Linked DNA regions of Homo sapiens: region 1 is linked to region 2. The links are chromatin loops, found by intact Hi-C in ENCODE. Cell type or tissue: MCF 10A. All regions are shown on one strand. Each heading gives the region's core, and the rest is flanking DNA. Links, peaks and the distances in the headings are about the cores only. Region 1 holds the start of KRTAP7-1 (keratin associated protein 7-1). Region 2 has its middle 4.0 kb from the start of KRTAP19-5.

Region 1 (5,392 bases), core at 311-5,310, 330 kb after region 2:
GGGAGGCAAACTACTTTTTCACTGTTAAAATTCAAGTATGACCAAAAAAATGCATCTTGCTTCCTTTGTCTGTAGATGAGTATCAGTTCAGCACCTGAGTCCTGGGTGACTTGTCCAACAGCATCAAAGACAAAGACCACAGCAAGAAGTCAGCAAGAAGATGGAAGATGTATCACCCAAGCACATGGGAAGGTAGGAAGACAGTCATTGCTCTTCAGGTTGTTCTGTGCAGAGAATTAATTGAGAGTCCTGTAGTCACTGGAGCCATTGGTCCATCAGTAGGTGCTGTAGCCAAAGCCAGAGCCAGAGCCCCATGGCCTATAGAAGCTACCACCATAGCAGCCGCCCAGGTTGTTGATGTTGCTACCACCAAAGCTGTAGCCCAGGGAGCTGTAGCCATTGCATCCACAGCCATAGTTCAGGGGAGAGCCCAGAGGCACAACACAGTTCAAGGGGGTGGCTCTGAAGGTCCCATGGAAGTTGGTCCCATAGATAGGGTATCCTGGGAAGTAGCTTCCACAGCAGAAGTAACGAGTCATGGTGGCAGCAATTGAGAAGGATTTAGATGGATTGTGAAGGGTAAGTTACCCAAGTGTTAATGAAGGTCTCTTCCCGTACAGGGCTTTTTATACCTCAAGCTGGTGGGCACAACACATCTGTCTAAACATCTTCCCACTAATTTGCATAGGTAATCTCATTCTTTTCTAATAAAATGCTTATAAGGAATGCACAGACTCATTGCCCACATTTTTGTTGGCTTTTCTCTGTACTATTTTAAAGCCAGTGACCATGCTTGACACGCAATCGAATTCTTTTCATCAGAGTCCCATAGTTTAACTACTGTTCTTGATTGCATCATGTGAGACTCTTTAAATCCTCTGATTATAAACTCTTCCCAACTGACATAGCTAAACTAAAAAAGCTTTGGCAAGAATGCAAACACTTCAAGCCAAGACAAAGCCATATATTGAGGTCTTTTGAACATTATTTTGAAACATCAAACTGAAATTCTATAACCTCTTGAAATTCACCCATGTGCCCTTTTAAAACAATTGTATACCAACTAGTTAATGGGTACAGAGTTTCCTTTTGGAGTGAAGAAAATCATTTGGAACTAGACAATGTTGCAAAACATTTGGAATGTACTAAATATCACTGAATTGTTACCTTTAAAATGCCTTGGTTTGTGTTATACAAATTTTAACTCAAAATGTATTTTTTATTTTAAAAAGCACTGCTACACAAATCTATCCAACCAGGTGTTTTTACAGAGGCTGCAATGGTGCCAAATAATAAGTTGGCTGTGAATAACCTGCAAGTAATTTTCATCAATTTCATTTATGAGCATTCTGTTTGTTAATACATATTTTATTTTTTCATGGAGAACATACCATGTTTGCTTGTAAATCATCTTGAACATTGCCAAACTGTCTTTCTGGAGTTGCCACACTGGCGCTGAGTGGGATGATGCTCAATTTCAGAGTCATGTTATACCACACTTGCTTCTTACTGACTCCTATAAAACAAGCCTGAATGCCATGATCCATTATGAAATACCAGTTATATTTAAGGATGCAACACTTCCTTCTGCTCTTATTTTGCCTTACATAACCAATTCTCATGAAGAACGTAAACCAGGAAGGATCTGAGCTCAGCAAAGCTAAGTCTATTCCAATTCAAAGGTTTACGACATCATCTTTTTATATGTGAATCAAAGTCAGAATTCTCTGAAAGTAGAAGAAAAAACTTCCTGAATACCAATTCCTTTTTTTATTTCCATCTTAACAGACAATCACAGAGTCCAATATGCAAAACTAATCATTCCTCTCAGACATCCCTCTCTCTTTAAGATTCTATCTCTCTCAGTTTCTCTGACAGAGAGCTGCCTAAAGAATGTTCTATAAGTGGATATGATTTCTTTTATTCTACAAATTAATTAAATGTCATAAGAGTATATAGAGAAAGTTAAAGAAAAATAAGTTATAATTTCAAATTCAGTTTAACAAAAAGAATGAATTAAAATGGTAAGAGGTTGTGTCCTCAGGGTTTAAATTATATAAACTCTGTATCAGATAATCCAGAAAACTCAAAAATACGTTTGTGATTAGGAGAGGGCAGGGGTGACTAAGAATTACGCGTGACTTGAAAAATTTCACTACTGATTCTATCACACAATGACATTGGAACCTGTAATTTGTACATGCTGCCACCAGGTGGCAGTGGTATTTCAGTTACTCCGTATAAACCACAGGACTGGATTTAGGGTTCTCAAATGTAAGCAGGTAGAAGAATCTTCTAAAGAATTCGCTTGAAATTCAGAATTCCAGGAGCTCTCCTCTCCCACCACCACCTGAGATTCTGGAAATCTCTATTTGTAATGGGTATCTCAGGTAATTCTGATGAATAAATCATCCTGATAAATTCCAGGGCTGGTTTGTCATGAGAATTCAAAAAAGCTTTTGCTGGGCTGTGTGAAATTGCCCAGAGATGCTTATCTCTCATTGGCAGGAGTGTTTGGTTTCAGTCGCTGGTGACTTATTTCCCTTAACTCTGGATGATAGAGGTAATTAAAGAAAAAGCTTTAGTTTGTCCTCTTCCATTTCTTGATGCTCTCTGCTTCTTGTCTCAGGACACACCTGATTAGAAAGGGAAGGTAACAGCAATGTGTTCAAGTGTCTCCTCAGAGGTAAAACCCACCTATGTGACTGCTGGTTTTGTTACCCATAATCAAAAGAAAAACTTATATTTTCTCCTTAGCTTGTTTTCACTTTCCTATCTCTTACTAGACATACCCAGAGAAAATTATCAGCCAAGTACTCGATTGCTATTCAATGATTTTTAAGATTGATAATAACAAAAAATATCATTAAGGACTTACTCTGTGCTAGACTCTGTTCTAAAGAATTTGCACATACTACTTAATTATATATTTTACCTCTATATATAGTAAGAAGGCTTACTATGCACTATTCCAAGCATTTGACAAGTGTTAATTCATTTAATTTTTATAATGATCTTATGATGTGGGTATTATGATTCTTTATAAGAAAACCGAGTCCAGAGGGTTTAAGAGAATTACTGAAGGTCACATGGTTAATAGTCAGCAGAATCAATCTCCAAACCCATGCCATCTACCTCCAAGCCATGCTCTTAACTACTTTACTATCCTGCTTTTGATATGTCATTAAGGCTTTAAAGGGATATAGCTTCTACATGCCTCAAATCTATAATTCATTGCATTATTTTTTGAAGAACACATCGATCTAGCTTTTGCTGCTAAAAACTAGAAAACAAAAAAACAAAGGCTAGTTTTTGCTGCTATAACAGACAGACATCCAAAATTTCCATGTTCAGAAATGTATTGCCTGCTCACACTATGAATTCCTCTCACATTGGTGACTGTCTTGGATACACATCATTTTCACTCAAAAGACTCAAGCTGACAGTGCTTTGATTATCTGAAATATGACAAACAGGGGAAAATGAATGGGGCAAGCCATGGTAGCTTTTAAAGGCTCTCCTCAAGTGTTATACACCATTTCCACACTCTCCTCATTTCCTAAAGTAAGTTCCACAGCCACATCTAACTTCACAGGTCACGAAGAGCAATGCTACTATGTGCCTGGAGGGCGAAAGCCTACAATGTCACCGAACAACATTAATGACTTCCACTGAATTTCTATTCCTTACATGGGCTAAAATAATTTTAACAGATTTTAACACATATTTCAAAAGATTAGATGAGGGCAGACATAAAAAGTTTTTTAGAACTTTACATATCATAATGTAAAATGGTCCTGATAATTCTAATCCTGAACAATTTTAAATATAGAGGTTTTATAAGTTGTTTGTGCAATTCATGTAATATTAGTCAGCCTTTGGTTGTAGATTAGCATGTAGCTTTAATTCCTTTTCTTTGTTTTCTTTTCTCCATTTCCCCCTAATCACTATGTACTCTAATTGAGGGAAAAGTTGCCATAAATATTAGTTTTACAAAGAAAATCCCTCAATGCCAATTGATTTGGTGGGGGGAGAGATTAGTTCTAACACCAGATTTTATTTGATTTATTTGAATGCATGTATTTTCTTTAAAGAAAAGAGAAAATGAATTGACACATAGTATTTACAAGGAAAAAAATAAGCAATAAGGAGCCTACATGACATATTCACTTGGAAATTTGAGAACTTTTATCAGGCAAGGATCAGACCCCACTCATAGCCTCCCAGCCTCTCCCACCTCTTATGCAGCTGCCCCTATAGGAATCATCTTGGTGTAGGTTCCAACTCACCTCAAGCTGGTACAACATGATGGAGCTTTACATCAGTCCCCTCACCAGATATCTGTCATCCCCCACCTGGGGACTTCACCTTTAATAGCTAGGATAGAGACTGGGGAGCCTATCTAGGGCCCATGCTTGCAAAACCTGAAGTGTAGGGCAGTTAATGCCCTGTGGAGCAAAACTTCGACCAAAAAGAAATGGAAGTGTGGATATATTCTCCCCTTTTCTCCATGGACAGACTTGCCTGAGACAGTCCTAAGAGGGTTAGGCAGCTTCTTGGGGAATAGTGTCATGGAATCCAGCACATAATTGCTTAGCTATGGTCAACTGGATGAGGCATCTTCATTTGAGCACTCCACCTTCCCTGCTTCACTTCCCTTACCCTTCGCTCCTTCTCCTGAAGAAAGCAATAGTACATGAGCCCTTCACCTGAAACTCTGCTTTCTAGAAAACTCAGAACAGAATACCACATCAAACCATCTTTGGAATAGCACCTTTACTGAGATGTAATTCACATATGATAAAATTCACCCAAAAGTGTACAAAAAGTATACAGTGGGTTTTAGTGTATTTATAGAGTCCATCACCACTAACCAATTTCAGAACATTTTCTTTACCCCAAAAAGAAACTCCATAACCACTAAAAGTCACTCCCAATTTACAACAACTAAACTAAGTTCTCATTCATAAGACTTAAGCTGACAGTGCTTTCATTATCTGAAATATTACAAACAAGGCAAGAGGAATGGGGCAAGTGACGGTAGTGTTTGTTTGTTTGTTTGTTTGTTTGTTTGTTTTGAGACGGAGTCTCGCTCTGTCGCCCAGGCTGGAGTGCAGTGGCACGATTTCGCCTCACTGCAACCTCTGCCTCCCGGGTTCAAGTGGTTCTCCTGCCTCAGCCTTCCAAGTAGCTGGGATTTACAGGCGCCCACCACCACAACTGGCCAATTTTTTGTATTTTTAGTAGATACGGGGTTTCAGCATGTTGGCCAGGCTGGTCGCAAACTCCTGACCTCAGGTGATCCACCCGCCTCAGCCTCCCAAAGTGCTGGGATTACAGGCGTGAGCCACCGTGCCCGGCCGATGGTAGCTTTTAAAGATTCTTCCCAAAT
Region 2 (5,392 bases), core at 140-5,139:
CGTGATTCTGATGTTCTTCTATGTCTATCCTGTACTCATTTATTCTGAGGTAATTTCTAACCACTGCCTACTGATCTGTTAATAGTTCATTAAAATATCATTTTTAAAGCTTTCTATTTTTTGTACTTACTAAACATCCTCAACTCCCCACCCCAGCAAAAATACTTAGAAATAATGAATAAGACCTACTATTTGATAGCACAATAGAGTGACTATAGTCAATAACAACTTAATTGTACATTTTAAAATGTCTTGAGTAAAATTAGACTGTTTGTTAACTCAACAGATAAATACTTGAGGGGATGGGTTTTTTAAAATGTACTCCAACTCCTATGGCTTTCTGAAATTTAAAAGGTATCCTAAAATAGAAATTGTCTTCAAAGTTTTCAAAATAAAGGCACCATGGTGAAATGGCACAGAATAGAGAAACATATGTAAAGAAATTTGCCCTGGGCTTCATAGAGTTCCTCAGCTGACTTTGTTGAATTAGTGAAACAGATACAACATTGAGACCACTCTTGATTAATCTCCATGCAGCACCTGTCTCTTGGCTTCGACAACTAAAAATTCATTTAATTTACATGACTTTGAACATGCTGGTGAGTTTTTGTGAGATTTATAAGTATTTTATCAAACATAAATTTCCTAAAAGGAATGCTTCAGTTCTTCTAAGCAACAGACTAGGGAATTAAAAATTGTTTATTGAAGAAATTCTAAGTAAATTGACAGTAACTGCCACAGCAACCACAATCTGTGCACAACCCTGACTACGCCTTAGTGAGCTACCTTTTTAAGACAGAAAAATAGCTCAATAAGTCTTTCCATTTATAGAGTAGGATTTAATCCAATATTTGCTACATTTCTTTTATCCAAATATTGGTTCATTCTTATTTCTCATCTGAACTTGAAACAGTCAATAAGCTGAGTTCTCAGTGAGTCCTTTTGAAGCCATAAAATCACAAATAACTCAAAATCACAAATAACTATATTAAGGATACCACAGTTTGTCCATATAAATCAGCCTGATAATGTAAGAGTGTTTAATAGCTAATTTTTGTTTGGGATGCATAAACAATGCATACATCTGAGATATAAAACCAAACAAGATATAAATGGAAAACCTCAATAGCCAAATAAGAATTAGAATGTTTTAAAGAAATAGACTATGTGATAATTTTCCACAAGACCAATTAATGATCGTAAGCAGTAAATGATTAATACTAAAATAAAATATATAAATCTACATATTTTATATACAAAATATATAGAACAAATATTTTGTCCTTTTTTCGAAGTGAACAAATAGTAAAATGAAAGCATCCATTGTAAAATGAAGACATATATTCATTTGTAGTGATATTGGTTTTATGCTGAAAGAGATTGTTAGACTCAAAGTCGATTAGACCCAAAGTTGATAGAACAATGATGTTTTATATTTTCTCCTTCTTTTCACTTTTAGGAAGTTTACTTTGGAATATATGCTTAATAACTTTATGATAATGGATAAGGAAGAAGAAAATATGTTCTTACTTGGGATAAGTAGTAACTTTTACCTGGAAAGAAAGAAAGCTTTTGTTATAAATTCCAAAGACTTCGTTTAACTCAGACACAAACTAATAATATATAAAAATGTAAGTTACAAAAATATGTTAATATTGAATTATACCAGCAATGCCACAAGTGCTTTTTCTCATTATAATTATACTGATCTTTCTTTTAATTGCAAATTTTTAATACTTTTACTCAGGCTGGGAGGATATTTACCTGTATGAGAATAGAGCAGTTTCATCTGAAATTCAGTTATAGGGTCAAAATTCCTTTAATGAAATTACCAAAATTTATCTACCTTGCCCTCCCCTGTGAAGGTACAGCATCTAAAGAGAGAAATAACAAGATTTGTCTGAGTTGTTTGTTCATATTTCATCTTTACATTGCATAAACAAACCCAAGTATTTCTCATAAAAATAAATAATCTTGAGAATTGAGCTTATTTGTTCTGTTTTTGCCTTCAAGTAAAGCTAAGTTAGCAATTCAGAAATGTATTATATATAACAAAATAAAAGTTAACAAGAAAAATTTTAAAAACAACAGCAACAAAACATAGTTAATCTAAGAGATGAAATTAGTCTCCATATACTCTGCTCCAAAATTGAAACCATCCACAGTATTATTACAAGAACTTTCCAGATGGCATTCAGATTTGGAATTATGCAGTGAAAGAGACTCAGAATGATGGACTAGAGCATTAGGTTCAGGTGAACTGCTTTCTGGTCTTGATTCTGACACTTAGATTTTAACTCTAGGCATCACTTAACTGTTCGGCATTTCCTCACCTGTACTATAGGGGGCAGCACGGTACAATCTGTAATAATCTAACGTTTGGTCCAGCTCTCACTTCTTTTGTCCTTGTATTATTGAATTTCCCCAGGAAGGGGTCCAGTTTCAGTTTCTGCAAATGGCTAGCCAGTTTTCCAAGCATCATTTATTAAATAGGGAATCCTTTCCCCATTGCTTGTTTTTGTCAGGTTTGTTGAAGATCAGATGGTTGTAGATGTGTGGTGTTATTTCTGAGGTCTGGGTTTTGTTCTATTAGTGTGTATATCTGTTTTGGTACCAGTACCATGCTATTTTGGTTGCTGTAGCCTTGTAGTATAGTTTAAAGTCAGGTAGCGTGATGTCTCCAGCTTTGTTCTTTTTGCTTAGGATTGTCTTAGCTATGCAGGCTCATTTCTGGTTCCATATGAAGCTTAAAGTAGTTTTTTCCAATTCTGCTGAGAAAGTCAATGGTAGCTTGATGGGAATAGCATTGAATCTATAAGTTACTTTGGGCAGTATGGCTATTTTCATGATATTGATACTTCCTATCATGAGCATGGAATGTTTTTCCATTTCTTTGTGTCCTCTCTTGTTTCCTTGAGTACTGGTTTGTAGTTTTCCTTGAAGAGGTCCTTCACGTCCCTTGTAAGTTGTAATCCTAGCTATTTTCTTCATTTTGTAGCAGTTGTGAATGGGATTTCATTTACGATTTGGCTCTCTGCTTGTCTGTTGTTGGTGTATAGGAATGCTTGTGATTTTTGCACAATGATTTTCGATCTTGAGACTTTGCTAAAGTTGTTTATCAGCTTAAGGAGTTTTGGGGCTGAGACGATGGGGTTTTCTAAATACAGAATCATGTCATTTGCAAAGAGAGACAATTTGACTTCCTCTATTCCTATTTAAGTAGCCTTTATTTCTTTATCTTGCCTGATTGCCCTGGCCAGAACTTCCAATACTATGTCAAATAGGAGCAGTGAGAGAGGGCATCCTTGTTTTGTGCTGGTTTTCAAAGGGAATTCTTCCAGCTTTTGTCCATTCAGTATGATATTGGCTATGGGTATCTCACAAATAGCTCTTATTATTTTGAGATATGTTCCATCAATACCTAGTTTGTTAAGAGTTTTTAACATGAAGGGATGTTGAATTTTATCGAAGACTTTTTCTACATCTATTGAGATAATCATGTGGTTTTTGTCATTGGTTCTGTTTATGTGACAGATTACGTTTATTGACTTGCATATGGTGAACCAGCCTTGCATCCCATGGATGAAGCCGACTTGATCATGGTGGATAAGCTTTTTGATGTGCTGCTAGATTCAGTTTGCCAGTATTTTGTTGAGGATTTTTGCATCGATGTTCATCAGGGATAATGGCCTGAAATTTTTTTTTTTTGTTATGTCTCTGCCAGGTTTGGTATCGGGATGCTGCTGGCCTCATAAAATGAGTTATGGAGGAGTCTTTCTTTTTCTATTGTTTGGAATAATTTCAGAAGGAATGGAACCAGCTCTTCTCTGTACCTCTTGTAGAATTTGGCTGTGAATCCATCTGGTTCTGGGCTTTTTTTGGTTGGTAGACTATTAATTACTGCCGCAATTTCAGAAGTTGTTATTGGTCTTTTCAGGGATTTAACTTCTTCCTAGTTAAGTTTTGAGAGCATGTGTGTGTATAGGAATATATCCATTTCTTCTAGATTTTTTAGTTTATTTGTGTAGAGGTTTTTATTGTATTCTCTGATTGCAGTTTGTATTTATGTGAGATCAGTGGTGATATCCCCTTTATCATTTTTTATTGTGTCGATTTGATTCTTCTCTCTTTTCTTCTTTATTAGTCTAGCTAGTGGAATATCTAATTTGTTAATTTTTTTTCAAAAAACCAGCTCCTGGATTCATTGATTTTTTTCATGGGATTTTTGTGTCTCTATCTCCTTCAGTTCTGCTCTGATCTTAGTTATTTCTTGTCTTCTGGTAGCTTTTAAATTGGTTTGCTCTTGCTTCTAAGTTATTTGCCTAGCAGGAAACATAGGCAATACCATTCAGGACAGAGACATGGGCAAAAACTTCATGACTAAAACACCAAAAGCAATTGCAACCAAAGCCAAACTTGACAAACGGGGTATAGTTAAACTAAAGAGTTTCCTCACAGCAAAAGAAACTAGAATCAGAGTGAACAGGCAGTGGGAGAAATTTTTTGCAGTCTACCCATCTGACAAATGTCTAATATCCATAATCTACAAGTAACTTAAACAAATTTACGAGAAAAAAACAAACAACCCCATCAAGAAGTGGGCAAAGGATATGAACAGACACTTCTCCAAAGAAGACATTTATGCGGCCAACAAACATATGAAAAAAAGCTCATCATCACTTATCATTAGAGAAATGCGTATAAAAATCATTATGAGATACCACCTCCCACCTGTCAAAATGGCGATTATTAAAAAATCAGGAAACAATAGATGCTGGCGAGAGTGTGGAGAAATAGGAACACTTTCACACTGTTGGTGGGAGTGTAAATTATTTCAACCATTGTGGAGAACAGTGTGGTGATTCCTGAAGGATCTAGAACCAGTAATACCATTTGACCCAGCAACCCCATTACTGGGTGTATACCCAAAGGATTATAAATCATTCTACTATAAAGACACATGCACACGTATGTTTATTGCAGCACTACTTAATAGCAAAGACTTGGAACCAATCCAAATGCCCATCAATGATAGACTGGATGAAGAAAATGTGGTACATATAAACCATAGAATATTATGCAGCCATAAAAAATAATGAGATCATGTCCTTTCCAGCGACATGGATGAAGCCGAAAGCCATTATTCTCAGCAAACTAACACAGGAGCAGAAAACCAAACACTGCATTGTTCTCACTCACAAGTGGGGGTTGAACAATGAGAACACATGGACACAGGGAGGGAAGCAACACACACGGGGGCCTGTCAGGGGGTGGGAGGAAAGGGGAGGGATAGCATTAGGACAAATACCTAATGCATGTGGGATTTAAGACCTAGATGACAGGTTGATAGGTGCCACAAACCACTATGGCATATGTATACCTATGTTATAAT

The links. Hi-C counts contacts between places; a loop is a spot of excess contacts. Peaks named below come from ENCODE experiments on the same cell type or tissue, not always from the same donor. Only the 100,000 strongest peaks of a DNase experiment are listed, where the experiment ranks them.
Region 1: it touches region 2 in a loop (4-fold over the local background); 1 of 110 quality-filtered maps calls a loop at or near these places.

The regions. Positions count from the first base shown.
Region 1 is chr21:30,829,160-30,834,551 of GRCh38, forward strand. It overlaps KRTAP7-1 (keratin associated protein 7-1), which reads right to left and starts at 600. Exons shown (of 1, transcript NM_181606.3): 1 at 1-600. The coding sequence starts at 539. The coding sequence ends at 276. In MCF 10A, for the core only: a CTCF peak has its summit at 2,193 (motif pointing right); no DNase peak of the experiment used is centred there.
Region 2 is chr21:30,503,464-30,508,855 of GRCh38, forward strand. No RefSeq gene overlaps it. Among named protein-coding and RNA genes, the nearest start is that of KRTAP19-5, 4.0 kb to the left of the region's middle. In MCF 10A, for the core only: a CTCF peak has its summit at 2,344; no DNase peak of the experiment used is centred there.